2 separate regions of the Homo sapiens genome follow, and region 2 is linked to region 1. Evidence: chromatin loops called from intact Hi-C (ENCODE). Cell type or tissue: PC-9. All regions are shown on one strand. Links, peaks and the distances in the headings refer to the core of each region. The heading gives the core; the rest is flanking DNA. Region 1 has its middle 29 kb from the start of SLAMF1. Region 2 has its middle 30 kb from the start of F11R.

Evidence for each region. A loop is a pair of places that touch in the nucleus more often than their neighbours do. Peaks named below come from ENCODE experiments on the same cell type or tissue, not always from the same donor. Only the 100,000 strongest peaks of a DNase experiment are listed, where the experiment ranks them.
Region 2: it touches region 1 in a loop (13-fold over the local background); 12 of 110 quality-filtered maps call a loop at or near these places.

The regions. Positions count from the first base shown.
Region 1 is chr1:160,674,219-160,677,127 of GRCh38, forward strand. No RefSeq gene overlaps it. Among named protein-coding and RNA genes, the nearest start is that of SLAMF1, 29 kb to the left of the region's middle. RefSeq lists an enhancer at 4-620 and a silencer at 471-580. In PC-9, for the core only: a CTCF peak has its summit at 1,561 (motif pointing right); no DNase peak of the experiment used is centred there; H3K27me3 peaks cover 279 bases.
Region 2 is chr1:160,989,257-160,992,165 of GRCh38, forward strand. No RefSeq gene overlaps it. Among named protein-coding and RNA genes, the nearest start is that of F11R, 30 kb to the right of the region's middle. RefSeq lists an enhancer at 1,885-2,723. In PC-9, for the core only: CTCF peaks have their summits at 1,180 (motif pointing left) and 1,382; DNase peaks (open chromatin) are centred at 795 and 1,205; H3K4me3 peaks cover 399 bases; H3K27ac peaks cover 688 bases.

The sequences.
Region 1 (2,909 bases), core at 267-2,766:
TTTCCTATGTCAGTAAAGGAGGAAGGAAACAAACCAAGGCACTGCCTGTCAGGGGATGTGCAGACCCTCATGGGCAGCTGGAACATCAGAGGCAGAATTGGCATGGTGAGGTCTGGGTGAAAAGTGGGAGTTATGAAAAAAAATAATCAGCAGGATGGGATGAGACAGAGGAACAGAAAAATGAGAGATGGAAAGATGATGGGAATAGAACATGATGGTGACAAAAATTTGTAGGAGGAGAAGATGGTGGAGGAGAGAGGAGGAAAGACAGGCAGGCTGGAGTTGGGGGAGGGGACCAGGCAAAAGGAGTGGGCTCTCACTCACCCAACTGGGGCAAAGGGCTGGGCAGAGCAGCTGGCGAAAGAGAATAGAGCCTGTGGTTAGCATTTGCCAGCTGGTGCAGGTGGCTCTGAGCTAAATCCATCCTCTGCCCCACCATGCAGTCTTCTAAGGAGGTTAGAGATGGGGGAGGAGGAGTAGAAAGAATTGTGGGGAAGAGAGAGCACACTCTCCAGGTGCAGGAGCTGCCACTTTAACAAACGCACTTGAAGATAGCCCAAGAACACTGTGGAGGAGCTTGATCTTTTTATTCCTGGACAAGAAGGGACAATGAGAGATGGAACCTTTCTAAGGCTGCTTTGATCATACCAACAGTTGTGTAAAATTATCCTGGCCAAATCCTTTAAATGGCCAAAAACCATTTAAAGTCCAAATCCTCAATGAAGACTTTTGGAAACACTTCCACTCTAAACAACCCACAGCCCTGTTCCTTAAAGAAAGCCATGGCCGGGCACAGTGGCTCACGCTTGTAATCCCAGCACTTTGGGAGGCCGAGATGGGCGGATCATGAGGTCAGGAGATCGAGACCATCCTGGCTAACACGGTGAAACCCTGTCTCTACTAAAAAAATGCCAAAAAATTTAGCTGGGCGTGGTGGCAGGCGCCTGTAGTCCCAGTTACTCGGGAGGGTGAGGCAGGAGAATGGCATGAACCTGGGAGGCGGAGCTTGCAGTGAGCCGAGATCGCGCCACTGCACTCCAGCCTGGGTGACAGAGCAACACTCCTCAAAAAAAAAGAAAGCCTTTCAGGTAATGAGCTCAGCACAGAGCCTAGGGCATACGTGGTAGTCAGTGTTTGTTCTTACTAAGTGGCTTCCAGCATGGGACCCCTAGCATAGGTAAGCACTTGGTAAATATAGGTGGTAAATGAATGAACTCACTGATCTGAGGGGCCAGGTCTATTTATATGTACCCCTACCTGGTCCCAACACAAGGGCCCAATCCAAGCTGCTTATTTGTGCAAAGCCAGATATGAGGGTTACTTTCTCTTAGTCCACAGGAGCTCCTGGCCTTGCCAACCTTCCATGTGTAACCTCATGCTGGCTGTTGAGACAAGCTGGTTCCCACCCCAGACCTACTGATTCAAAGTCTGCATTTTCACAAGATCCCCAGGTGATTTGCTGGCAAGTTAGAGTTTGAGAAGCACTGACCTAATCCAAGGCTTTAAGTTTTACTTAAACTTGCTGCGCTGGAGCCAGCAGAGGGCAGTGCAGGAGCTTGCCTGAGCCGCCTGAAGGCCAAGGGGAAGCAACTTATCCTGACACCTCAGTTCACAAGAGTATACTCATGACTGGAAATTGAGGCTAATTCTGGAGTATCCTCTTTGCACAAAGACAAATGGGCTTGTGTATACTGATAAGGGAACACACTAACCTTTATTTATTTATTTTTTTTTTGAGGATACAGGGTCTTGCTTTGTTTCCCAGGCAGGACTGGCAGTGGCTTTTCCCAGGTATGATCACAGCACACTGCAACCTCCACCTCCTGGCCTCAAGTGATCTTCCTACCTCAGCCCTGGGAGTAGCTGGGACTACAGTGTATGCCATTGCGCCCAGCTTCTACTAACTTTTGATGCATAGACAGATATGAGGGGCTGGGGAACATAAGAACCAGGCCTTGTGACTTCCAGAGAAGGCCGTTGTCTTGGTGTAAGATATTAGTTGTCCTTGAGGTAAATTTGGCTTCACGGGCTTGTGACCTGTACAGTGACACGGGGCCCCAGGTCAGAAGGGCCTTGAACCTGGGTTAGTGCTCTGCTGCTGCTGACACTATCTGGAAATTCTTGATAATTTTCTCTTTCAGCTTCTGCTTAAGCATGCAGGTGAGAAGGGAAGATACATGTAATCTGCATGTCTGCCACCATTCCTTGTTACCCTTTTTCATATCCCATGAGCACAGCACTCCAGCGGACCTACCCAAAATATGTGGGAGTTCAGTGAAACTCAAAGTAAGTGCAAAGTGGTCACGTTATGGGAGCCACTGGCTTTCACAGAGTGTTGGGAGAATGTGTATGCAACAAGAAGTAAAATAAAAAAGTTAAGTTGGGTTTTCGCAGCGTTTTCACACTTCCAATAAGAACAAAATATATATGCATGCATGAGCCACGAAATAGAAATTGAGTAATTGCAATGATCCCAAATATGAATTAAATATTCTATTTTCATTTAAAACTAATGTTTTAAAATATAGAAAGTAAAATTCATGATAATTTAAGTTTTTAATTTGCCTTTACTTAGAACAGCATTAAATAGCAAGCAAATAAAAAAATACCATCTCAAGTAGAGAGACTGTGGAAGAAAAGAAAAGGCTTAATATTTCAGTACTTTTATTGGCACATTTTCCTTGCTTTTTGAGCAAGGGGAGCCAACATTTTCATTTTGCACTGAGCCCCACAAATTATGTATCTGGCACTGCCTTGAGGGATGGGAGGAGCAGGGAACCGTTGGTGTCTGTGACCTGAGCCGTCTAAGGTGAGATTTACCTCAGGTTTCCAGTAACTGGAAATAATACAAATACAATGTCCGCAGAGGCACGCTGGTTCCTCAGCAGCTGAGGAATGTGCTTATTTGT
Region 2 (2,909 bases), core at 107-2,606, 310 kb after region 1:
TCCGCCCGCCTCAGTCTCCCAAAGTCCTGGGATTACAGGTGTGAGCCACCGCGCCCGGCCGATCATGTATCTATTTCATCTAGACCTTATCTACCTCTTGAAATAACCAATTTAGTTTATTTTCCTTCCTGTGTTTGTTTCTGCAAAAATAAGCAAATATAGTATGCTTTCTTATTTCCCCTCCTTTCGTATCAAAAAGGTGGCCTTTTTTTTTTTAATTTTCTCATAGAGACAGGGTCTCACTTTGTTGCCCAGGCTAGTCTCAAACTCTTGGCCCCAAGCAATCCTTCCACCTCAGCCTTCCAAAGTGCTTGGATTATAGGTGTGAGCCACCATGCCCAGCCATTTGTCTTTTATTTTCCTTTTTTTTTTTTTTTTTTTTTTTGAGACGGAGACTTGCTCTGTTGCCCAGGCTGGAGTGCAGTGGCGTGATCTCGGCTCACTGAAACCTCCGCCTCCTGGGTTCACGCGATTGTCCTGCCTCAGCCTCCTCAGTAGCTGGGATTACAGGCGCGTGCCACCACGCCCAGCTAATTTTTGTATTTTTGGTAGAAACGGGGTTTTACCATGTTGGTCAGGCTGGTCTTGAACTCCTAACCTCGTGATCCACCTGCCTCGGCCTCCCAAAGTGCTGAGATTACAGGCGTGAGCCGCCGCACCAGGCGCCATTGTTTTTTTTAAATTGGGCAGCTTCCAGAACCTGCCCAGGCTCAGATAGACTCCCTATCAAGCTTTTGAATTTTTGCCAATCAGATAGGTAAGGTTAACTATTTTTATCCCCTCTTACTTATCTCCAGCGAACCAGGCCTGTTACGTAGCATCACTGTTTAGAAGTTCCATGTCAGACTGGGCGTGGTGGCTCACGCCTGTAATCCTAGCACTTTGGAAGGCCGACGCGGGCGGATCACTTGAGGTCAGGAGTTCAAAACCAGCCTGGCCAACATGGTGAAACCCCGTCTCTACTAAAACTACAAAAAAATTTAGCCAGGTGTGGTGGCGGGCGCGTGTAATTCCAGCTACTCGAGAGGCTGAGGCAGAAGAATTGTTTGAACTCGGGAGGTGGAGGTTGCAGTGAGCCGAGATCGCGCCACAGCACTCCAGCCTGGGCGACAAGGGCGAGACTCCGTGTCAAAAAAAAAAAAAAAAAAAAGTTCCATGCCAGGAGAGTCTGGCTCCACCTAGTGGTAGCATATCTAGTTGCAGAAAAAGTACCTTTTCTTCGTAGCTGTGCCTTTGTACTTACTTTTACTTACCTACTAAATTTCCTGCTCCTTCCTCCCTAAATGGAAAAAAAACCTGCATTCTAATCCCTTTCCTATGGGTTGCAGCATGTGCCACACTCTTTGAGGGAGGCTTCCATGTGGTCCTTATTGGGCACTTCAACATCTTAAATCATGAGTTGGGCTCAAAGGTAGGAGGAGTGGTACTGAACTCTAGGGTCCACTTTCTCAACATACCAGAGACAAGGAAATGAGGCTGGTTTGTTGGTTTGTTTGTTTGCTTGCTTGCTTGTTTGTTTTTTGGCCCTTCAACCTGCTCTACTGTCCACACACTAAGAACAAAGTGTTGGTGGTGGCAACTTTGAAAAATTCAGGGCCGGCCTGAATGACTCATGCCTGTAATCCCAGCACTTTAGGAGGCCAAGGCAGGTGGATCACTTGAGGCCAGGAGTTCGAGACCAGCCTGGCCAACATGGTGAAACCCTGTGCTAAAAATACAAAAATTAGCTGGGCAGTAGTAGCACGTGCCTGTAATCCCAGCTACTCGGGAGGCTGAGGCAAGAGAATCGCTTGAGCCTGGGAGGCAGAGGTTGTGGTGAGCCGAGGTCTGGCCACTGCACTCCAGTCTGGGCAAGAGAGTGAGACCCTGTCTCAAAAAAAAAAAAAAAAAAGTTGTTCTAAAATGGGTATGGGTATCCCCACCAGTTACATGGCATCTCCCAACACTTCTCATTGGTTTCTCATTCACCCCTTTTTCTTCATTCCTCATTCTTTTGTGGCTGCTCCTAACCACTCTGCCTTCTGCATTCCTTTCTCCCTGGGGATGTTACAGACCACGACCAAAGTAATCTGCATTTTATAAGTCTGCGTTGAAAAACAAATGACGCGGCGGGTGTGGTGGCACACACCTGTAATCCCAGCACTTTGGGAAGCCGAGGCGGGTGGATCACGAGGTCAGGAGATCGAGACTATCCTGGCTAACACGGTGAAACCCCGTCTCTACTAAAAATACAAAAAATCAGCCGGGCATGGTGGCGGGCGCCTGTGGTCCCAGCTACTCGGGAGGCTGAGGCAGGAGAATGGCGTGAACCCAGAAGGCGGAGCTTGCAGTGAGCCCAGTTCGCACCACTGCACTCCAGCCTGGGTGACAGAGTGAGACTTTGTCTCAAAAAAAAAAAAAAAAGAAAGAAAGAAAAACAAATGAGGCTAGCTACTTTTTTTTTTTTTTTTTTTTGAGACGGAGTCAACACAGATTTTCAGGCTGGGCACAGTGGCTCACGCCTGTAATCCCAGCACTTTGGGAGGCTGAGGCGGGTGGATCACCTAAGGTCAGGAGTTCAAGACCAGCCTGACCACATGGAGAAACCCCATCTCTACTAAAAATACAAAACATTAGCCTGGCGTGGTGGCGGGCACCTGTAGTCCCAGCTACTCGGGAGGCTGAGGCAGGAGAATGGCGTGAATCCAGGAGGCGGAGCTTGCAGTGAGTCGAGATTCTGTCACTGCACTCCAGCCTGGGCGAGAGCCAGACTCCATTAAAAAAAAAAAAAAAAGATTTTCAATCTTGGTTAATTGCCAATTACCAACCCATCACCTGTTTTTGCACAGCCTCATATATAAACATCGTTTTTACTTTTTTTTTTTTTTGAACTGGAGTCTCACTCTGTCTCCCAGTGGCGCAATCTCAGT